Regions from separate parts of the Homo sapiens genome. Here regions 2 and 3 are each linked to region 1. The links are chromatin loops, found by intact Hi-C in ENCODE. Cell type or tissue: IMR-90. All regions are shown on one strand.

Region 1 (8,000 bases):
AAAGTTAGAAAAGAGGAATTAAAATTGTTTTCATTTTTGACATGATTGTATATGAAGAAAATCCTAAGGAATCTACCCCCACAAAAAAAGCCAAAAAACCCCATAATATCCACTAGATCTACTACATAAGAAGTGATGACATGATTTGATCAAAGTTTGGGAATTCAAGACAAATATACAAATATCAATTCTATTTCTATGTGCTATCAATCAACAATTGGAAATTAAAATACAATAGCACAAAACATAACATACTTTAGGGGTACATTTAACAATATATGTGGAAGATGTGTACATTGGAAACTACACAATATTGCTGAGAATATGGAAAGGCATAAAAATGATACAATGGACTTTGGGGACTCAGGGGAAAGGGTGGGAGGCAGGTGAGGGATAGAAGACTACAAATTGGGTTCAGTGTATACTGCTCGGGTGATGGGTGCACCAAAATATCAGGAGTGACCACTAAAGAACTTACTCATGTAACCAAACACATGTTCCTCAAAAACCTATGGAAATAAAAAAAATTTTTTTTAAAGAGAACAAGGAAAAAAAAAAGAAAATCATTAAAGTACCAGGCTAGCTATTAATGATGATAATAACAATAATGATATTTTATGTGTCTATAGTGTCTTTTTATATGAACATCTCAGATGACTTTACTGATAAATACTTTGATTTTACCCAAATAAACATACTTTTTCAATTAAAAATAAATAAATAAATGGAGGGATATACCATATACCTGGATTACAAGACTCAATATTGTGAATATCCCAACTGTCCTCAAATTAATCTATAGATTCAATGCAATTCCAATCACATGCCCAGCAGGAATATTTTTTAAAACTAAAATTTAAACAGAAATGTAAAAGGCCTAGAATCAGTAAAACACTCTTGCAAAAGAATAACAAACTGGGAGTACTTACTCTCCATAATTTTAAGACTTAGTATAATGCTATAGCAATCAAGAGAATGTGGTATTCATAGAAGGCTAGATAATAGATTAATGGTATAATAAACAAAGCCCAGAAACAGTCCCATCCATTTATGGTCAAGTTTTTTTTTTTTTTTTACAAACTGTCAATAAAATTTATTGGTAAAATGATTTTTTTCGACAAAAGAGGGTGGATAAAGTGGATATCCATATCAAGAAAAAGTGAGAGATATGACTAACTTATTATATGATACACAGAAATTAAGCAGAGAAGTATTATAGACATAATGTAAAATTTAAATCTATAAAATAAACAACTGGAGACTATCTTTGTGAACTTATGATCTGGCAACAATTTATAGACAAAATGCAAAGAGTACTGACTATAAAGGGAAAAGTGGATAAACAGGACTTATCAAAATTCAAGACATTGGCCGGATGCGGTGGCTCATGCCTGTAATCCCAGCACTTTGGGAAGCTGAGGCGGGCGGATCCTCTGAGGTCAGGAGTTTGAGACTAGCCTGACCAACACGGTGAAACCCTGTCTCTACTAAAAATACAAAAATTAGCCTGGCGTGGTGACATGCACCTGTAATCCCAGCTACCCAGGAGGCTGAGGCAGGAGAATCGCTGGAACCCGGAAGGCAGAAGGCTGCAGTGAGCCAAGATTGTGTCACTGTACTCCAGCCTGGGCAACAGAGGAAGACTTTGTCTCAAAAAAAAAAAAAAAAAAAATTCAAGACATTAAAAAAAAAAAGTATAGCCACATACCAGGATAAAATATTCATGATAGCCAATAAACACATGAAAATATATGAAATACATTAGGGAAATGCAAATTAAAACTACAAAAAAAATCATATATCCATTAGAATTCCTAAGATTAAAACTACTCAGTGTCAGAGAGAAGGTAGAGCTATGGATTACTCACATATTGCTGGTGGAAAGTAAAATAGTACAACCACTTTGGAAAACTGGCAATTTCTCTTAAAGTTAAACATACACATAATCTTTGACCTAGCAATTCTAATTGTAGGTATTTACACACAAAAGTAAAAAGATGTCCAAAAAGTTGTGTAAAGAAATTGTTACTCCACTTAATTTATAATCATAAAAACTTGGAATTAATCCGAATGTCTTTCAACAGAAGCATAGATAAGCAAATTGTGGTATGTTCACACAATGAAATACTACTCAGCAAAAAAGGAACAAACTAAAAATACATGCAATCACATGAATGCATCTACCCAAGATATTTATATTATGCAATACATCCAGTTCAAGAATAGGCAAAACCGGGCCAGGCGCAGTGGCTCACGCCTGTAATCTCAGGACTTTGGGAGGCCGAGGCGGGCGGATCACGATGTCAGGAGATCGAGACCATCCTGGCTAACACGGTGAAACCCCGTCTCTACTAAAAAACACACAAAAAAATTAGTCAGGTGTGGTGGCGAGCGCCTGTAGTCCCGGCTACTGGGAACGCTGAAGCAGGAGAATGGCGTGAACCCAGGAGGCGGAGCTTGTGGTGAGCCAAGATCGCACCACTGCACTCCAGCCTGGGAGACAGAGCAAGACTCCATCTCAAAAAAAAAAAAAAAAAAAAAAAAGAAAATAGGCAAAACTAATTTGTGGGGATAATAATTGTTGTTCCTGGAAGAAGACAGTTTGACTAGGAAGGGGCATGAGAAAACTTTCTGGGCAGTGGTTTGTGTCTTGCTTGGGATATTGATAACAGGATCATACACATTTGTCAAAATTCATTTGTTGGTACACTCAAGATCTGTACCTCAATGACATAAAGTATAAAAAGAAGCTCTTCAAACCCCCAAATCTAGCATGTATGGTATGTCATATTTATGCAGTTGTATTTGTGTGTGCGCATATGAAGAAACCAGTTTGCTTGCCCACGTTAGAATCTACTCTTTTGAATTGGATTTGAATGAATTTTTTCAATGCCTTATAAATATCTAGATAAGACAGAAATCCAATGCCTTTTGACCAATGATCTCAACATGTCATATAGTTGAATTCGTAAGCCCAAATGTAGAACTGCTTGCAGAAAATCTGGGGCCTAGGAAAATGAAGCAGGTGCCCCAAATCTTGCATTTGGGAGCCTGCATGCTGTGAGCTTTGGGGAGGCAGGCAATAGAGGATACAATTATTTCAATTGAGCTAAAAAACAATCTAAGTAATAGCCCACGGCATATGAGAGCCATATAAGATCTCAGAGGTCTTCCAGGTCAGCCCACTAACTGTACAGGTGGAGAACTTGACACCCAGAGAGGTTAAATATTTGCCCAGGAACACACAGCTTGTTAGTGGAAAGCTCAGGCTAAAATCCAAATATCCTTACTCCTAACACCACGTGAAGTCACTGTATCTGTATGAGTCTTACAGCTGTAATTACTCACCATTTTCAAAGCAGAAGTGAATGGATGGACCGTCAAGACATTCAGTCTAAACGTTGTTGTTGTTGTTTTTTTTAATCTCCCCAACCACTTTCTGGCTTCCTTTGATATATATTCCAACCCAATTTAGACCAGAAAGGAGAGAGTGAGTAACTAACTGCTTGCCGGAGCCCATAACCCTTTAGGGCTGGGTCATGACTAAGAAAGAATTTTATTGCAAGGAAATTGCATTTCAGTTTCTTACAGCAACTTCCCTACAGAGGTTTTAAAATCAGACAGTGGAATGCAGTGCATCACTGAATGCAACTGGCATGCATCTATTCCATGACGTGAGCACAAAAATTCATTTGCGATTACTGTACTCATTGTAATAAGGTTGACTTTTTCTTTTTCTGGAAGGAATTTAAGGATCATTTACATTTTCAAGATACAAGCAAAATTTTACTCTCCAAATTATAACCTCATTTTTTGCAGTCATTGTGTAATTTTAGAAAACGTAGAGATCTTGCTTACATCCCAAATTTCCTTTGGAAGACTGAATTTGCAGTCTAATACTTTGCTTATATTTTAATGCAAACTAATTTTTTTTCCACAGTAGTGAAGGACTCCAGGGCTGTTGTGTATATGGGAACAGTGAACATCGGGGACCTGGAATTACCCAAATAATTTGCTCTCCAGAGGATTTCTGTTATTCTTGCACCCATGCCCTAGCCTATGCCCCAGCCATTCTGGACTGTTACAGAAAGAGACTTTTATGATTAGAATTGCAGTTTCCAGAGTTTATTTATTCACCGGGGAATGTTTGAGAGCCCTGTGAAAAATTATATCCACATCAGCCAGTTTTGGAGGACTCAAGGTGTCTTATAGTCCATAGGCAATCTCAGGTAGGTGAGCTCCAGAAAACTGCAAAGTCTTCTGATTCTCTTTTTTCCAATGCTTTTTGACCTCACCTTCCATGTTAATTAAAATGGAAGGGTTTTCCAGGACTTCCATGTTAATTTTCTATAAGCAGGTGTTGTGAAGAAGGCACATAAACAGAGAGAGGCTTAGCAGGGAATAGCAGGGGAGAAGAAGGAGGACCAAGAAACATAGGCTGGGAAGCATTCAACAAGACTGTTGAAAATGCAAACTGAAAAGTCTGGGGGGAAAATTAAAATATGAATTCATGTATTTCAGACTTTTCTGGGAAGCACCATTCTTGGAAAGTTCCCAAGATATATTAATTGAGCAACAGCTAGTTAGCTTTTTTGGAAAATGCATCAAAGTTGAACGACTTCCATTGTAGTTTATAATAAATGAACTTCTCTTTTGGAATGCTAATATTTGCCTTTCTTGTTTTTTAGTAAAAACAAGATGCTTGATTCTTGTTTTTTAATAAAAAAAATGCGTTCACATTTCTTGGTTTTTTCCTTTCCTCACCATGCCAAGATTTCTGATGTACCACAAAATCCAGTTTCATATGTCTGTCTTAATTCTACATGAACCACCTTATGTGCCCTGGTGCCAATGTGTTAAGAGCCATGAGTGACTTCATCTATTACTAACTTAGACTTCTATATGTGGGACTTGATGACATGTGGTACTCAGGAAAGCAGTCATTTGATTGATTCCATAGTGTAGCTGTGACAGTGTGGAAGCACTATGGGGCGTTTAGAGGCAGCATGAAGGCTGTATAAGCCTGAACAAAATGTACTGGCATAAATCCTCAGTAAATATTTATTAAGATCAATGGCTTCATACAATGTCCTCACGATAGCTTTTTGCTCTGTTAGAATTAAGATAAATTGTATTATTGATGTATTAGGACCTCCTCTTTGCTTTTAAAGCACAGGACAGTAGTTTTTTTTCTCATATAACTTATATACCTTCCTAGTCACCAGAAATGGCATCAAAATGCTTTCATATTCCTTTAATCTATGGCCAGTCTGCCATGGGTTGGTAACAACGACGTGACCTACAGAAATGTCTTACATAAGAGCCAGAATCAGATTGTGATGAATCATTTGACCTCTGCTTATGTGGCCAGTGTTAAGGTGTTAACAGTCAGTTCATAATCATATCCAACAGTTATCAATAAGTAATACCTCAGCTAGCACTGTAAAAATCAGTGAGGACTAAGTCTACACAGCTTTTCAGAGAGCATTACTAGGAGCTTGTGATGGAAAAGGGCACAGCAGACCCCCAAGACTAGAAGATGTTTATAGAATGCAAGATTATTGTCGGCCACTGATGAAAGAATACTTTTCTTCTCCCTGACATACTTTTTCAAAAATAAGTGGTTGCAAGCCTTATCTAGATCTACATTACCTTAGATATTCTTGAGTGCTATTTTGAGCATTTGGGTATATTTTCCATGATGCCCTCTTCCCCCAAACTGGTGTCCTTCAAAGGAAAGAATAAGATTTGGGGTTTTATTATATAGCCTGGATATAAAGAAAATTTAACCAGATAATTTAAAATAAAAACAAAGTATTTTAATAATTAAAAGAAAATAAAATAATTTTGTTCCCATTTCTGTGACAAAAAGAACGAATCAATACTGTCATATTTCTACTGTCTTTATCAGGTAAGTCATAAACTGATTGGTAAGTGTAGCTGGCTGCTACCAATTTAGTTGAAACTATGATCTGAATTACTGAATCAGCTCTGCTGAAGTCAAATCAGTTGTGTCAAAAGGAAACATTACCCTCCGCCCACCAAAAGAATAATAAACTGGCCGGGTGCAGTGGCTCACGCCTATAATCCCAGCACTTTGGGAGGCCGAGGCGGGCGGATCATGAGGTCAGGAGATCGAGACCATCCTGACTAACATGATGAAACCCCGTCTCTACTAACAATACAAAAAATTAGCTGGGCATGGTGGCGGGCGCCTGTAGTCCCAGCTACTCTGGAGGCTGAGGCAGGAGAATGGTGTGAACCCAGGAGGCGGAGCTTGCAGTGAGACAAGATTGCCCCACTGCACTCCACCCTGGGCAACAGAGAGAGACTCCGTCTCAATGATGATGATGATGATAATAATAATAATAATAATAATAATAAACAACTTGTCTAGAGCAATGATTTTCAAATTCAGTGCCAGGAAACGCTAGTGAGCCATTATAACCTTTGTTCACAGGTTACTCAGGATTTAAGTTATAATACTGACTTTTAAATAAATATGACAGAGTACAAGGTTTAGACATCTCTTTATAGGTTTGCCATCAAAATTTTTGCAGTCTCCCCTCTCATCCTGGGTATGGTGTCCTAGAGATCATCTGTATTTTTTCTTTGTTGGTTGGTTAGTTTTGCCAGTCAAAGTAGTAGCCCATGGCCCAAACGTATTTGACAACTACTCTTCTACAGAACATGTTGAGTTAAATGCTTTAAAATCTACTCTCTGCCTTTGCCCAAGCTAATGACTCTCTTCAAGGTATCCTAGCCATTGTTTTCTGTTTCCTCACTTTGAGTTCAATAATATTAAAGTAGTGGCTACTAAGTTTTTTTTTAAGTAAGCTTGATCTAACAATTACTGCTTTTTTTAATTAAAGTAACACTGACCTCAACCAAGTTTTCACATTTTTTGTTGTTGTTATTTCAACAGAAGGGGCAAAAATTTCCACATAAGATCTTTCTAGAAACTTGATAGGACATCTTTAAATCTTTCTTTTAAGCCTTAGATTAAAATATTAAATGCCACTTGACTGTGCACATAGCCATAAATAACTCCCCTCAGTGCATCTCATCAGCTTGGCAGTGAAGCTCTGGCAGTCTCCAAAAGAAGTTCTAAATGGTGCTCAGTAATAATCTCTGTTTTCCTTTGACTACTCCTAAAATACTGGAAAAGGTGTATCTTTGGAACATACTACATGCTTCAAGAGAATAATGTATAAAGAACTCATCCTTAAAAATGTTTTCTTAGGGCAATTCCTTAAATATTTTTCATATCTCACTGACAAATTGACATAAAGTATAATTGGGTGTTTAGTAGATAAAGTAATCAATGGGTCTGATAGTTTTATATTTTTGTTTGTTTTCTTTACTTAGGAAATACTGAAGTATAAACAAATGGCATCAGGCATCAAAGATCTGAAATTTGAAGAGGCAGGTGGAAAGGGTTATTTGTGCCCTATAATACACAGAACCAAAATCATGTGGTCTGGGTTTCTAAAGAATGCAACGGACTATTTGTTAAATTAACTATAAACAGAGAAAGGGATGATCAATTTCAAAATGACTTATTATTCAGTACTCACAAAGTTGTGTCATTTCCTCTTGGCTAAAGAGTGAGGACTAAGTCAATACAGCAGCAGTTAAATCATATTCGCAGTTAGCATTCATGAGAAAAAACAAGGCTGAATGTTTCAACCCAGACTGGAGTGCTCTTACCACACAGCCTAGACAACTTAGTGCAGTGTCCTTGAGAGGGCAAATAGGCATAATTTTAAGAGAAAATAAAGGAAAAGATTCTCTTCCAAGAAAACAGATTCTTCCTAAATAACCAGTTCAATCCATTAAATTGTATGAATGTTCTTTCCTCAATTCCTCACTTCAAAAAAAAATGCCTTCTATTTTGTTGATGTTTTATAAGACTGAGTGATCACCCTCTTCTGACCACCCCAAAAAGAGACAATTGTGAAATTGCCACCTTTCAGTACAGAGCAGTTTACAAGTTTACA
Region 2 (8,000 bases), 75 kb before region 1:
TGAGCCGAGATCATGCCACTGCACTCCAGCCTGGCAGCAGAGTGAGACTCTGTCTTAAAAACAAAACAAAAAAAAACAAAAAAACAAAAAACAAACTGATCTTACTTACAGTTACTTATGCAGTGCTCATCTTACCTACTAGACTGCATGCTGTGAAAACAGGGATCCTGTTTATCTAATCCACAGTTTTTTCTAGCTCCTGGTAAATAATGTGGAACATGGTATGGTTCAATAAATACTTTGTTGCTTAAAAGGGTGAATTACTCAGTGAATCATTCAATCAATCCTCCTCATTTAGCTCCCGTATGTGCCAATTTTCTGAGGTAAAGCATATATTTTGAACTCTCTCACTCATTATAGAAAAGCATTGTTCTGATATAAGCTTTGAACATACCTCTTAAAACTATATTTATATTTCCCCTTCAGTGATAAAATATAGATCAGACTGATAGATCAACCTAACCCATAACTCTTCTCCCTAACCACCGTACACAGATTGACTTAAATTACTCGGATACATGATTTTTTTTTTTCAGTGGATTATATAGACCCTATGGTGTGACCATTCAGGCATAATCTTGAAAAAATTCTCAGTCCTGACCCCTAACCCATCCTATTCCTGTTACCCTGGAAAATAGTCATTAATACCTCTGCTGCCATATGGGATAAAAATGGGTTAATTTCTAAATTGTCTGATGTAGGTAATTACCTTTTTGTCTATCTTTCACTCTTTTTAAATTGTATACCCCCAAAGCTAGAATTAGCTTCAAAGTGAATGGAGAGAAACTGACCCCAAAATTTCTGATTTCCAAGCAGTCCGAGGTGGTTCAAGAGTGTAGGTCCTGGATGGGGGAGCTAAATGAACAGGATTGATTGACTGATTCAGTGATTATTCATTCGTTTATGCAACAAAGTATTTATGGAACCAGCTTCGGGTGAGATAAAATTGTCCTTTGTCAGGGGCCTGAGATTTCTTCTAACATGGAAACACTGCATTCCACTGACACATTAGGAATACTCATTGGTTGGACGTGCCTGGTACAAAACCATGAAGAGGAGCAAAAGCGGAAGGGAACTAACATTAATTAACCCCCAGTTGTGTCAGATGCATCATCTTATTTAATCCTCACCGCTATGAATCCTGTAATTAAACCTCTTTTTGATGGGAGGAAACCGAGATTCAGAGAGTTGATGCAACTTGCTCAGGGTCCAGACAGAAAGAAACAGCGGATCATTGATTATTTTGATTATTTGTCATTGCTGATAACTAACATTGGCTCACTCAGAGTCTCAACTGCCTAATTAAGTGGGTCCAGGGATGTGATGTGAGCACCAAAAGCATCTCCCCACTCCCATCTTCCCCTCAATTGTATGAGATCTCACATTGCAGGGAACACCTCTTTTGCTGCGTCTATTGCTTCTTAAACCCTACCCACCCCCAGACATTGGTCTTTCTGTCAAACAACCACTGTTTACATGAAGTTTCCCTATCTTTGTCCCACTCTGGGGCCTGCTCAGGTAGAAAGTGATTTACAGAAAGTAATTAACAGCATGTTTTGTGTTTGCATTTTAATTGGTGCTTAGATTCCAGTATATACAATCTATTATTTTCTTGACTTGATTACTTTCTTCCTGAGTTCTTCGAATTCTATTTTTACTTCTCCATCTCCCTTGCTGACTCCTGCCCCCAAGGACCTGCCCTTATTCTTTTTTGTGAGCTACACAATGTTCTCTTCTTAACTAAAGTCACACCTTTACAACTTTCAGTATCATTTCTACTCACATGAATCAGATAGCTATTTCTGACCTCTCTGTTGAGACCAAGATTTGCATTTCCAACACCCAGTTGGACATCCAATAGATGTTTGCTCAGGTTTGGACATGTTGATTCTGATGCAGGCCTAATGTCTATTAGAAGACTCCCATTCATGTCTGTATTTATTTGTTAATCTCTAAAAGGATGCCAAGCTAATGCTTCAAAATCAACAAGCCCAGACTTCTCCTTGCTCCCTGGTTTGATGAATGTTATCACTTAGCCACCTAAACTTAAAACCTAGTTACCTTTGTCTTGCTGTCTTCCCTGAACACCCACGTGAGTTGGGTCACCAGATTTTGTGGACTTTACTCAATCCTTATAAGGTCGCTTTTTATTGATGCTTCATTAGGATCCTAGTTAATCTTACCACCTTTTGCTTGACCGCTTTCTATATTCTCCCAATTAATCTTCATCCTTGCACATCTTTCTCTGCAAGTTCATTGACACTGACACTAGAGTTATTCTTCAAAATCACAGATCTTATCTTGTTTCTCATTTATCCAAAACCTTCTAGTTTCACTTCATTGCCTCCAGAATATCAATACAAATCCATAGTGAGCATTTTAGGCCCCCTAGAAAATCAGTTCAACCTACGTTTCCCACCAGTCCTAACTAGCAATGTGCTGCCCTAGAGCCAGACCAGACTAATTCATCACGTACTGAAGGCTCTGACTTTCCCTCTATGCCTGTGCTCATGCCACACTATTTTGCTTAGAAAGGCTTTTCTTCCTGCTGTGTCACACTCAGCCCAAATTCAACTTTGTCTTTCAATATCCCAGTTCTCTCTGATACGGTTTGGCTCTGTGTCCTCATACAAATCTCATCATGAATTGTAGCTCCCATAATTCCCACGTGTTGTGGGAGGGACCCAGTGGAATATAAGTGAATCATGGGGTGGTTTTCCTCATACTGTTCTCATGGCAGTGAAAAAGTCTCACAAGATCTGATGGTTTAATAAGGGGTTTCCTTTTTCACTTGGCTTTCATTCTCCTTATCTACCACCATGTAAGACATGCCTTTCGCCTTCCACCGTGATTATGAGGCCTCCCCAGCCACGTGGAACTGTGAGTCCATTACACCTCTTTTTCTCTATAAATTACCCAGTCTTGGGTATGTCTTTATCAGCAGTGTGAAGATAGACTAATACATTCTCCAAGTCAGAGTTTATTGCCCCCTCATCTATTTTCCCATTACTTAATTGAAATAATATCAACATCTATCTTTCTTTTTTTTTTTATTTTGAGACGGAGTTTCTTTCTTTCTTTTCTTTTCTTTTTTTTTTTTTTTCCACTCTTGTCGCCCAGGTTGGAGTGCAGTGCCATGATCTCGGCTCACTGCAACCTTCGCCTCCTGGGTTCAAGTGATTCTCCTGCCTCAGCCTTCCAAGTAGCTGGGATTATAGGCACATGCCACCATGCCCAGCTAATTTTGTATTTTTAGTAGAGACAGAGTTTCTCCATGTTGGTCAGGCTGTTCTCCAACTCCTGACCTCAGGTGATCCACCCGCCTCGGCTTCCCAAAGTGCTGGGATTACAGGCATAAGCCACCGCGCCTGGCCCACCATCTATCTTTCTATGTTTGTTTAAGCTTTTTGAGCAGACAGAACTTTTCATAATCATTTCTGTAATTATGCTACCCTTAGTAATTCAATACAAGTTGAAATTAACTTCCAAATATCTTACCTCTTAGATTAGAAATCTATCAATAGGACATTTATATTGAATAACCTTGTATTTAAATCATATTATGTCACTAATGTTTTTACTTAGAGACTATGAATTGTAAGCACCATTTTAAAGACAGGAAAATAAAATACAAAGGAGATATTTGGTGGAGATCAGCCAATGAAATTGTGAAAGATTTTAGAGAAGAATTTGGTATTCCTCATCTTTAGTGCTATTTTTGAGACAGGCTAAGATAGAAGTACTAGCCAAATGTAACTAAGTTTAAATTCACTAAAATTAGAGAAAAACGTAAAATTCAGTTATTTATTCACATCAGAAACATTTTAAGCACTCAATAGCCACATATGGCTAGTGACTACTGTATTGAATAATGTTGGTGTAAACATTTTCATCATCACATAAAGTTTTTTCAACAACATTGTTCTATTTCCCTTTTTTTCCTTTGTAGCATACACTTAATAATTCATTACCTATTAAGGTAAGATTCTACTCCTTTTTTGGTGTTTTGTTCTTTCTTTATTTTTATTTGCTCCTGCATTGTGAAATCCGGTGTTTGGTGTGTGTCAGAATGAATAACTATATGATTTTCCAAATACCTCTTATAAACTAACTGCCATTCTTCCATGTCTTTGGAATTTCTTTCAATCCAGCTTCTTCTCAGCTGAGGTCATGCAAAAATGACTCACTTGCATATGATACTTTCCTTGAGGAATTAAACCATAAACTGTATCCTTTTGTGCAAATCCCTTACACATCTCAGTCATGAATCTGTATGGCTCTCACTTCATTTATTCTGGCTTAGTTATCAGCATAAGCCTGTAAAAGTCAAATTTTGCTAACAAATGGAAGTAATAGCAAAGAAAGCTAAGGACAATTTATTTCCCTTAGGAGATGGGAAGCAGAGGTACAAACAACTTTTGTTCCACCACCCTTTTCACTTAAAACACACACACACACGCACACACACATGCACGCACACACACACACATACACTATCTTACTACTTGAAAATGAGGGCATTAGAGTCTAGATAAAAGGGACAGAGGGACAGAGTACACTAATGTGAAGATCTCTTGTCAGTTGTACATTCTGAATAAACATTTCATCTTACCTTAATGCATAGGAAACTCGAACTTGTTTTCAGAACAATGAAGTCATTACTCCTAACTCAGTATTACTTCTAAATTCTGGGCCTAGTTCAAATATTATTGTATATATTTTATTTATTTGCAAAGTCATCTACTTGCATGTAAAGCTGACAAGACTGTAAGTAATTAAGCCAGGTGTGTCCCCTCATCTTTTTATCCCCAGCATATATTAGGAATGAGCTGATACAGCCCATTCCTCAAATCCTGAGTAGTCCGGCCTTCCATATCCCTGGCCATATTCCTCATTCACCATTACCAGCCCTCCTTGCATTGTGTATTGAGGGAGAAGATTCCTAGAAGCAACATTCATCGTCTCTCTTTTCAATGATGGACAACTCTCTGCTGTGCCAAATATACTAACTTTAACCACCCACTGCCAAACTCACACCTCCTTGTTCAACAAGCCAGTTACGGGCAGTGAATGAATCTACGATGCTGAACAGCCCCGTGGGCATCTTCTCACTGGGCACTGGCTAGAATGCAGTTGGATTAGACTTTCACAATTGCTTTGTTTTCAAGCCAGGAAGGAGAAATTGAAGGCAATTCACCACCTTTCTATATCCAAGATGAAAACACAGCACTCTCCTAAACTTCAGAAGTATAACTCAGTGGGTTAGTACTTCAGATCTAGCCTGAGGCAAAATTATGATTTTTCCAAAAGATTTTCTTTTTTTAGCATTCTTTTCCTTACACGCAGGCCTTTGATCAAGCTACAGTTTTGAACTGATTACAGCTTTTGAAGCCTCAGAAGATTTAAAGACCCACATTGTTAACAATGGTGTTTTAGGTGTGTGGCGTATTAGAGGAGTCGGGTAAGTGCAAAATCCTGAAATTTACACAAGGGTTGCAGCTGCCTCCTCCACTAGTCATGAGTGCAACCTGCTATGGTGGGTCTCAAATAAAGAAAAATCCTAAAGATAAAAATAATTAATTTAGCTTTGAGATCAGAGTCTAAAAGCTGCAGAAAGAATTTCCTATTTCCCTCCAGAAAGGAAAGAATTACAGTCTGCTCAGTTCCGATCAAGCCTTTCTATGACATATGGAACAACTAACTTCTTTTTTCCACAGAGAACAGCTTTCATTAATCAAGTTTCTCAACTTCTATAGAAGAAAGGCTGACATATAACTTAAACAAGTGGTTAAACCAAAAATATGTGTAGTTTTTATTTGGTTAATCAATGATTTAATAGCTTAAGCTGGACTTTTAGGACTTCATTTATTTTCAGTTTTCTTTATCAATAGAATTAGATCTAATTGACTACACAAAATTGCTCATTAAAAAGATTGGTCAACAAAGGAAAAAAAAACGAGGGAAAGTCAATTAAAATGCCAGCATAAAGACAGAGCCATTGATACTGGGAAGCTCCAGAAAGCTTATATATCATGTAGAGATTTTTCTTTTTTCTAAAGCTTCCTTTTAAAAAGGTGGCATTGATCTTGTTTTGGACAAAAGCAAATATATTTTCCCCAGGCTCACCCTATGTTTTCTAAAGTTATCAGATTTATTTCTTTAAATCTTCTTTCTTTGGTCTGTTAACATAGCCTATCTGGGTAACTCATAAACAATACACAAAACTGTGTCTCTCTACTGAGACCAGGCTAATGCTTCTCTATATTAGCTTTGTTCTCTTTGCTCTTCCTTGCTGTGCCTTTCCTCATCCTTTCATATTTACAGCTTAATATAAAAAAGCAAAAAAATTTAAAAATATGGCAGAGGATTGAGGATGGGGAAGAATATCTAAATCTCAGCAAAAAGGTACATGGGCCATGCATTTTTATCATCCCCATGTCTTGTCAGTATTGCATAGTCAATTTAGGGTGTCATTTTTTCAAGCACAATATTATGAAACAAGACGCTGTATCTCTGCAGAGTTTGGACACAGGGAAGGTGATCACAGTACGGTGCTGAAGAAAACTATGTATCAGATGACTTTGCTCTGGATTCATATATTTGATACCCAAATTGACATCCTTGAAGCTCTGGGTATTTTCTGAACAGAACATACTGGAAGCTAAATGCCTAGTGGGAAGTACCTTGACAGCCAACTAAAGAATTGACATTCACAGCATACGCTTTGGAGCATTAAGTGATTGAGAACAGCAGATAAGCATTCAGACTTGAGAGTCCATTTTCCTTTTAAGCTGCATAGACGCCAATAATAATAGATCAAGGTTACCTTTTTACACTTTTGGCATCTGTCTTAAGCTACAGGATATAAATGCCCCAGACAATGCATACTTAAAATTGACTTTATACAGAATTTGGAGAGGGAGAGTAGTGATTGTGCAACCAGATTACAGAGGCCAGCCACATTCCAGCAAATGCACATTTACTCAGCATCTGGGATAGTTTAAAGCTTACAGAAAATGGGAATGAATGTTGACAAAGGTAGAATAGTATACATTAAGTTCAAAGATAATACAAACAAACCATATAACCAATGACATTTTCCATGAAGAGAAGCCTTTAACAGGAATAGCGAGAGGTCGGGCTGCACACCCCTTCGGGTGTCTAGACATTTGGGTGGAAGGAAACTAACCAAATTGTTCCAAATCCTTCTCTTTTGCACTGATTGAATCTGGCTGCAATGACTCAGCCTGTGTCTAAAACAGAACAACCCAGTCTTCCTCTTCTTCTTCCTCTACTCTTTCATGTTTCAGAGTTGGTAGTTTGGGTCAAGGAGGCTACAGACAGCATATGAACCTATTTATAAAAACCAGAAAGAGTTCACTGATCTTGAACCTTCCTAAGTGTTTCCTTGGATTTACAGACACTCTGCCTTTCCTGAGTTATCAACCTTTAGGTGCTCAAACTAGACACATCTATAATGGACATGGCTGACCTCCACCAGGGAGGCCCTGCAGTCCTTAACACTGAGTACACTTGAAGGCAGGGGCTTCTCTTGACTCTTTTTTTTTTTTTTTTGAGACGGAGTCTCGCTCTGTTGCCAGGCTGGAGTGCAGTGGCGTCATCTTGGCTCACTGCAACCTCCGCCTGCCCCAGGTTCAAGCGATTCTCCTGCCTCAGTCTCCCAAGTAGCTGGGACTACAGGCATGCGCCACCACGCCCAGCTAATTTTTGTATTTTTAGTAGAGACAGGGTTTCACCATTTTGGCCAGGATGGTCTCAATCTCTTGACCTCGTGATTTGCCCGCCTGGACCTCCCAAAGAGCTAGGATTACAAAGTGAGCCCCCATGCCCAGCCTCTCTTGACTCTTAAATCTTTGTTGACGTCTCTGTAGGATTCCAAAACTAACTTCTAGTAAAAAAAACCAAACAGACAAAAAACAACAAAACAAAACAAAAAACAAAACAACAACAACAACAACAAAAAACAATGCAGGATATCT
Region 3 (8,000 bases), 380 kb before region 1:
GGAATTCGGGATGTGAAAAATATCTTAAGCAACTCTTAAACAGTCTTTATGATTCTAATGCCAGAAATCCCATCTGTAGGAACAACGGAGACTCAAATGGTCAGTATCTAGTGACTTTCAGTTACAAGGAAATATGTCAAAGTGCCTGATTAATGCTTGACTGTAACTGTAATGGACAGTGGTGAGGGTGACTGAAAAACTGCTGTGATTTTCTGAGGCAAAAGCCACATCCCTTTGCACTTCTGAATGTTCAGTAGAGCTATAACTTGCATTGAGTGGTGATTTGGAAAAATCAAGGGCAAGAGACTGTTTTGGGCAAACGAAAAAGGAGGGAGATGAGTGAGGATAAGAATGAAGCCAGCTAAGTAGATTAGAGCCTGACATGATCTGCAGTGCTTGTGCCCCTCTCCGAGGATATCCAGATATATTGGTGCAATGAGTTATTCCCTCATAGGGTTTCCAGATTTAGCAAATGAAATACAGCATTTCTGAATAAATTTGAATTCAGATAAACAATAAGTATTTTTTTTCATTTAATAAGTCCCAGGCAATATTTAGGATAATCCTGTATTTTGTCTGGCAGCACTTCCCCTCCCCACTCTGCATATATGGAGTTTGAACCAATATTTCTATAAACCTGAAATCGCCTTTGCAAAATTATGACTGTAAGAGAAATCTGACATGGTTGACTTTATCTTGCTTCTGACCTCCACACCATCCTTAGTCATTCCTGGGCATAGGGCAAGCTATCTTTGGGAGGAATTTAGTTTATAGTTTAACCTTAAAGCAAAGATGATAATAGCCCTTCCCAAACTAAACCACCTTTGTAAAACTAATGGAAGGCTACAAGGTTAAGATTACCACAGGGGCCTGAATTCTATTAAGATAGGTGTAGTTTCTATAGTCCCTCACTGCTCAGGACTCATGTGGCCAGAGGTTGCAAGATTTGTGACCTTCCCAGTTGCTATGTTTTTCAGACTAACCCCACTGGAACTCATGACTCATGACTCATGACTCAACTGATCCTGTGGCCCCACCCAGAGGTGAACTCTACATGAGGACCATTTCGCACACTCCTATGATTTCATCCCCAGCCAATCAGCAACTCCCATTCCTGAGCCCCTGCCCACCAAGTTGTCCATAAATCCCTAAGCTCCCAGCCTTTAGGGAGACTGATTTGAGTTATAATTCCAGTTCTCCCATGTGGGCCAGGCTCATGTCAATTAAACTCTTTCCTGGGCTGGGCATGGTGGCTCACTCCTGTAATCCCAGCACTTTGGGAGGCCGAGGCAGGTGGATCACCTGAGGTCAAGAGTTCGAGACCAGCCTGACCAGCATGGTGAAACCCCATCTCTACTAAAAATACAAAAATTAGCTGGATGTGGTGGTGGGCCCCTGTAATCCCAGCTACTCAGGAGGCTGAGGCAGGAGAATGGCTTGAACCTGGGAGGTGGAGGTTGCAGTGAGCTGAAATTGCACCATTGCACTCTAGTCTAGGTGACAAGAGTGAAACGCCATCTCAAAAACAAAACAAAAATAACTCTTTCCCTACTGCAATGTTGTGGTCTGGGTGAATTGATTTTGTCTGTGCAGTGGGCAGGAAGAGCCCATTAGGAGATTACAAATTTAAAAGGTCAAGGTGACCCCAGGTAGCTAAAAGATTGGAGGCAACATATTCTGGTATCTAAGTCACACCTCCATTCTCTAATTCTCATTTAAATTGAGGAACTCAGTGCAAGATTTCTTTATCATTGCCTTTTCCTTTTGGTAACTACATAGACGAAACGGCAAAGCGAGACTGAGAAGATATGTTAGAGCATGGATGTCCTGACTACAGTTAGGGACTCTTGGGTCCTACGGAAATGTTAAGAAAAGTTTCGTGTAGGGCCGGGTGCGGTGGCTCACGCCTATAATCCCAGCACTTTGGGAGGCCAAGGCAGGCGGATCACAAGGTCAGAGATTGAGACCATCCTGGCTAACACCATGAAACCCCATCTCTACTAAAACAAAAATTAGCCGGGCGTGGTGGCGGGCACCTGTAGTCCCAGCTACTTGGGAGACTGAGGTAGGAGAATGGTGTGAACCCGGGAGGCGGAGCTTGCAGTGAGCTGAGATCGTGCCACTGCACTCCAGCCTGGGTGACAGAGCGAGACTCCATCTCAAAAAAAAAAAAAAAAAAAAAAAAAGAAAGAAAAGTTTCATGTAAATGAAATTTTAAGGTGATGCATACCCTCCTTTGAAAAGTATATTAAGATATTCGTTAAAATATGGCATCCTAGGAATATTTTCCATGAAACATAAGTACTTGGGGTAGAGAGGCTAAATGTTAATCTGGAAGACACCATACATAGCAACAACTTAGAGAAAACAATTGGCAAAAAACCTCAGGGCCTCATTTTCCTAAAGCAGGTGAAATGAGTGGCATCTTTTTTTTTTTTTTTACACAAAATAATTACTTGAATTCAGCCTGTCTTCCATATTCCTGATAATACAACCTATAGCATTTTATAGTCATCTGGGAAATAAAGAAAGCAAGGACAATAGTTTCTGGTAGAATTGAGTGGTTCGTTTGTCTTCCAAACGTAGTGGCTGAGAGTGGGTCGAGGAAGAACTGAGCTATGAGTGTCAAACTTAGGTCTGTTATGAATTCCAGAGCTGAGGGGCCCAGGAAGGGTGACTTCCGGGGCCTTGCAGAGAATCTGAGCTCCTCTTATAGAACACAGATGCTCTATTGGAAGGAAATAATTCAGATCAGAAGCTGGGTAGCATCCAGGGTCATGAACTTAGAGTTTAAAATATCTGTCTGTGACCCCACCAGCCAGCTAGGATTTCCTGCTGACCCTAGAAATTCAAAGGATTCCAAGTTGGCACACGAGCTTGCCTCCTCCAGCTTGCCTCCTCCTGACACTCCAGATGTCTAACAAAGAGTTTCCAGGCTTTGAAACAGGTAGCAAATGTTTTATGGGTTTGCTGTTGTTAATTAATGGTGAAGGTTAACACCCTGAATAATAGAAATGGCTAACCTATCCTCCTAAATAATACAATTGAAAGGAGAAAATATGAATTCACTGACTTAGATAAATGATGACAGTAAAGAGGGATTAAAAAGTAAGAGCAGCTGTGTTTTCGTTAAAGCAAATAGGCAGCTGGAATCCATAGGATCTCAGTCTGGTCAGTGGCCCAGTAGACTAAATCTTAAAAGTGATTGTTAAGTGTTAGGAAATACAAAAACCACAAGCTAACTCTACTGGAAGAAGACATTCACTTATTTGCAATGAAAACAGAATGAACGAAAAGTGAAATTCCAAACTTGGGAATTATTTTTAAAAAGAAGTAGCCTTTGAAAGATAATTTTTTAAACAAGGTTTATCATGACTTACAGTAATATAAAATAAACATACACCAAAGATTTTATTTAAATCAGTAATTAAGGGAAACAATAAGTTGTGACAAACAGTTCAAAGGAAAATTCAGAGAAATATATCTGTGTATACATGTTACCATGTATGTATTTGCATATATACATATATACAGAAAAGAAATGCAGGAAATGAATTAACAAATAAATGCACAAGTGATGTTTTACAGAGGGATGAGAGTAGAGGGTAGGAGAGAGAAATCAATTATCCTTTCACCTGGACAAAATTAATTTGCATGTCTATAGACAAGAATCATTTGCATTGCCACTAGTTATCTACAAATCACAGAGTTCTAAATAGCTCAAAAACAATGAAAGATGAAAACCCCAATGAGTCAGAAAAATCTGAAATTAGACAATGCCTGGTTTTCTATCAGGGATATCTAATGATCTTATTGGTCTATTTAAAAGCCTTTAACAATTTATTCTGCTATATGTGACACTTGAAAATAAGGCAGAAATATTACTGCAAGCCTTTTTAACATCAGGCTAGGGTAGTGGTTCTCAAAGTTGGTCCCTGGACTAGCAGCAGAGGCACCATCTAGCACTTGTTAGAAATGCCCATTCTTGGGCCTCACCCTAGGTGTACTACTGTGGGTTAGATCTAACACCCTTTCTTATCAAGCCCTCCAGGTGATTCTGATGCACACTCATGTGTGAGGCACTGGTAGGCAATCTAACATTGCCTGACTTACAGTTGATTGGGATTCAGACTCAGTAAAATTAGATGTTACCTTGGTAAAGATTGAAAAGTTGCAAATGATTTTGTTTGGTAAATATGCAAACGTTTCTGTCTTATAGATGAGATCACAGCAAAGGCTGTGATTTTAGCATCTTACTGAGCAATCTTATTTCAGCACTTTCTTTGGCTATATATAGTAGTTTCCCCTATCTTTGTATGAGCTTTGTCATCCTGGTGGTTTCTTTATTAATTAGGTAAATAAATTTTTGACAAGTGCTCACTAAATATCTTTTTGGAAATTATGTCTTTAACTTTATAAAAATTATATTTTGACTTAACGTAACTCAAGTAGAAGGTACTTCAACCTAATAGAGGAAATGAAGTGCAATTGAGTCAATAAAAGGGTCAGGATGTGAGACTGGGTCTGCTTGGAACTTTTTTGGGGACACTATTATACCATAAATCAGGCTTTACTCTAAGCTTTTCAGTGTGAGTTACATGCATATTATCTGGTTCTCCCCATGGCCATTTCTGGTTGGATTTCCTATTTACCCATTTCTTTCCTCCTGTCACCACCTCCCACACCTCTCCCCTGCCACCACACACACCAAATTATGATTTGCCTCTGTAAAGGCCTGTGCCAATTCTCTAACCTACCAGTCGAACACATCGATTAAAAAAAACCATATTAGGGAATAGAGAGAAAAACTGAGTTGAATTTTTATGATAAGAAGGAGGTCTCAAAGGTTTTTAAGTATGCTCTGCTGGAGCTTCACACAAATACCTCAAGGATACTCATTAATTTTCACCTGCCTATGTAGGTAGCTTGGTGGGAAAATGTTTAAGATAGAAGGAGAGTCTTTCCAAAAGACTATCTTTGCCAACTTTCACAAAACCCTTAAGGGAAGCACACACTGTATTTAAGACAGCTTTATAGGCTGGGAAAACAAACCTAGGAGCTTTGAGGAACTCTCCTGCTGTGCTTTCAAATGAAGGAGACTTTCTACTGAAATACAGAATTTTTTATTTTCTCAGATAAAATTGGTCATTGAGGGAGTTCAGCCAGAGCCATAGATATATTTAAAAGATGTATTTTTTCATAAGAACTATTATGGAAAGTCTTAACAGATGAGAATGGACTGAAGAAGCATGCGATTCAGAGTGCCATGAGTACAAATGTCATCTGAAACGTGTGCTCTTCAACCCCCATGGCACACAGAAGAAAGATAAAGCAACACAGTCGTGGATAGGAATATGTACAAAATCCTTTTGGCTCCACCTGTATTTCTCTCATGACTTCACCACCACGGCTCTTCTGCTCTAGTTTTGAAGTTTCTATACCTTTAGACATATGAAACAGTGTCACCCATAAACAGTTTTGTTTGGTCTGCATAATATTTAAAACAATTAGAATTTGAACATCTTTAAGTCCCTATTTGCTTGCTTGCAAATGAGATAAGTCGGTCACCCTCTCGCAGACTATGTTGTACTTTTTTCTTTGAGATCTTCCCAATTACAACTTCCCAGTGTTCTATATGTAAGAAAATTTTTCATTAAATAAACATAGAGACATTATTAAACCTTTACAATGAGAGAATGAGGGAGAAAATGTGGCAAAGACCTTATGAAAACCATAGATTGGGGGATAGGCTAGGAGGTCATTGAGTCCTCTGCAAACTTGCGCTTTCCCAGGAGCATGAAATTATCTCCTGTAATAATCCCCACATACATAACCTAAGGCCCCAGCAGATTAACTTGATTTACTCTTTGCCATATCTGCCCTGGTGGTAATAACATGAGCAGTGTGACTTAATGCACAGAATCTTTTCATCTCTGCGAACCATCCCATAATGTAAACCAGAGCCGTTACTTCACTTCCCTCAGCCTCTCCCTGAGACCCTGACATGCTGCATAAACAAGGGAAAGGCCCCCTCAGTACATAACTCCCTACAGTAATGAACTTCAAAGACATTTGTGGTATTCCATTCAGAAGTATTTTTAATTTGGGGCAGATGCATGTACGCAAACTGCCTCAGTCAGCTGTATGTGGTATTTATATTGTGAACCTCTGGTGCCCAAGTACTGATCTCCTCCTTCCTGCAGTTGTAATTTGTTTAGAGAAAGCACCTTGCGGGAGGGGGGAAGGGAGAGGGCAGCAGCGCTCAGGCTGCCAGTCTGGATGTGTGTGGCCTTGGGGAAAGTCTGCTTCGAATGAGAATACTGACTGTGGATTTTCATCACCAGAAAGAATGCTCAAGGGAAACTATCGGCATATAAATTCCTTCACTTGGAAATCAGGAGGGGAAAGAATTTTCAGATATGCCCTGCAGGATGCCTTTTGTCTCTTAAGATGCATTAATGGAACTGCATCTCTGTGCAGGCAGAGCTCAAAACTCCTCACCAACACCCCCAAGTAACAAAGAGCAGTATTTTCTTTATTTGTCTAAATTAATTCCTTCTTTATCAACAGTCTGTGAGAAGGGAGGCAGATGGGAGAGACAAAACATCTGGGATTGAAAACCTCATTTCTTAACCTTGACATTTAATTTCAATAAGCATCTTTTGAAAAATTCCTGTTTTATTTAGCCAAATCCTATTAATTCATTTCTTAGAATGAACTCATCTGTTTCTTTCTGTTTGTGTCACACTGCCACGTTCTTATTTCAGATACTATTGGATGGAGCAGGGACCCCTCTTAGGGGCTTGCAAGCTCCCTTAAGCATGGAAGTAAATGAAAATGTTGAGTTTCTTCAAGGGAAACTCCAGGCACAGAGGTAGCCTTGAGAAGTAAATTAGCAACTTAATAAGCAAGAAGTTAATAGTAGCTTAAAACAATAGCCAAGAAAGCCACAAGAATGTTTGGTTTCCTGTAGAAACCAAAGAGAATATGTTAACATACATCCCTGAGCTGTTTTTCAGAAATGCACACCTCCACCATATGGATCCACTGGCAGGTAGACCCCTCAGGGGAAACTGAGGACTGGACTCTGACTGCCATTCTTTGTCCTAAATTTCTTCCTGAGGGGCCTGGAGGATGTCACAACCCAGGAGCCACAGCTAACATCCTTTTCTGCTAATCTTGAATTTTTAGACAAAGCTTCGCCTCCTTAACCAATTCCAAATCAGAAAATCTTCAAGTCTACCTATAACCTATGGGCCCCCACTTTGAGTTCTTAAGTAAGCCTCTTTAGGTCAAAGCAATGTGTGGCCTCCATGTATTGACTTACGACTTTGCTTGTAAGCTCTGCCTTCTGCCTTTAAAAACTCCTACCTGTAAGCCATCTGGGAGTTCGAGTCTTAAGCATTAGCTGCCCAATTCTCCTTGCTTGGTGCCCTGCAAAAAAAAATGCCTCACTTTCTCTCACTGCAACCCCCATGACAATGTTTGGCTTTGGTGCACTGGGTGAGTGGATCCCAGTTTGGTCAGTTAACACTATCTTCTTAGGCCTAGGAAACTAGGCAACTGCTTCCTGCTCTCCACTCTTTCCTCACTGCAGGACCAGTTTTAGGTCTTCCTAAAACTCAAACTGATCAAATCTCTTTCCTGCTCAAACCTGGCACTCAAGTCCTTCCATTAGCAAATATTTCAGTGTCTACTTTATGCAAATGAGAGTTCTAGACCCTGAAGCACTCTTAGGGCCAAGGGACCCTAGACTCTCTGAGGGTTCACTGAAAAATCAGCTCTCAAAAAGCGGATTAGGCCAGGTGCAGTGGCTCACGCCTATAATCCCAGCACTTTGGGAGGCTGAGGCTGGTGGATCACCTGAGGTCAGGAATTTGAGACCAGCCTGGCCAACATGCAAAACCCTGTCTCTACTGAAAATACAAAAAATTAGCTGGGCATAGTGGCGTGTGCCTGTAATCTCAGCTACTCAGGAGGCTGAGGCAGGAGAATCACTT

The links. Peaks named below come from ENCODE experiments on the same cell type or tissue, not always from the same donor. Only the 100,000 strongest peaks of a DNase experiment are listed, where the experiment ranks them.
Region 2: a loop joins it to region 1, with 2.8 times the contacts of the local background. A loop is called at or near these places in 2 of 110 quality-filtered maps.
Region 3: it touches region 1 in a loop (2.5-fold over the local background); 2 of 110 quality-filtered maps call a loop at or near these places.

The regions. Positions count from the first base shown.
Region 1 is chr2:150,491,763-150,499,762 of GRCh38, reverse strand. No RefSeq gene overlaps it. Among named protein-coding and RNA genes, the nearest start is that of RND3, 8.1 kb to the right of the region's middle. In IMR-90, no CTCF peak of the experiment used is centred here; DNase peaks (open chromatin) are centred at 3,632 and 7,632; H3K4me3 peaks cover 636 bases; H3K27ac peaks cover 2,140 bases.
Region 2 is chr2:150,567,043-150,575,042 of GRCh38, reverse strand. It overlaps LINC01920 (long intergenic non-protein coding RNA 1920), which reads left to right and starts at 2,822. Exons shown (of 6, transcript NR_110241.1): 1 at 2,822-2,880; 2 at 3,950-3,979; 3 at 4,152-4,227; 4 at 4,909-5,461. In IMR-90, no CTCF peak of the experiment used is centred here; DNase peaks (open chromatin) are centred at 4,182 and 7,072; H3K27ac peaks cover 4,612 bases.
Region 3 is chr2:150,871,551-150,879,550 of GRCh38, reverse strand. No RefSeq gene overlaps it. Among named protein-coding and RNA genes, the nearest start is that of LINC02612, 250 kb to the right of the region's middle. In IMR-90, no CTCF peak of the experiment used is centred here; a DNase peak (open chromatin) is centred at 3,180; H3K27ac peaks cover 1,270 bases.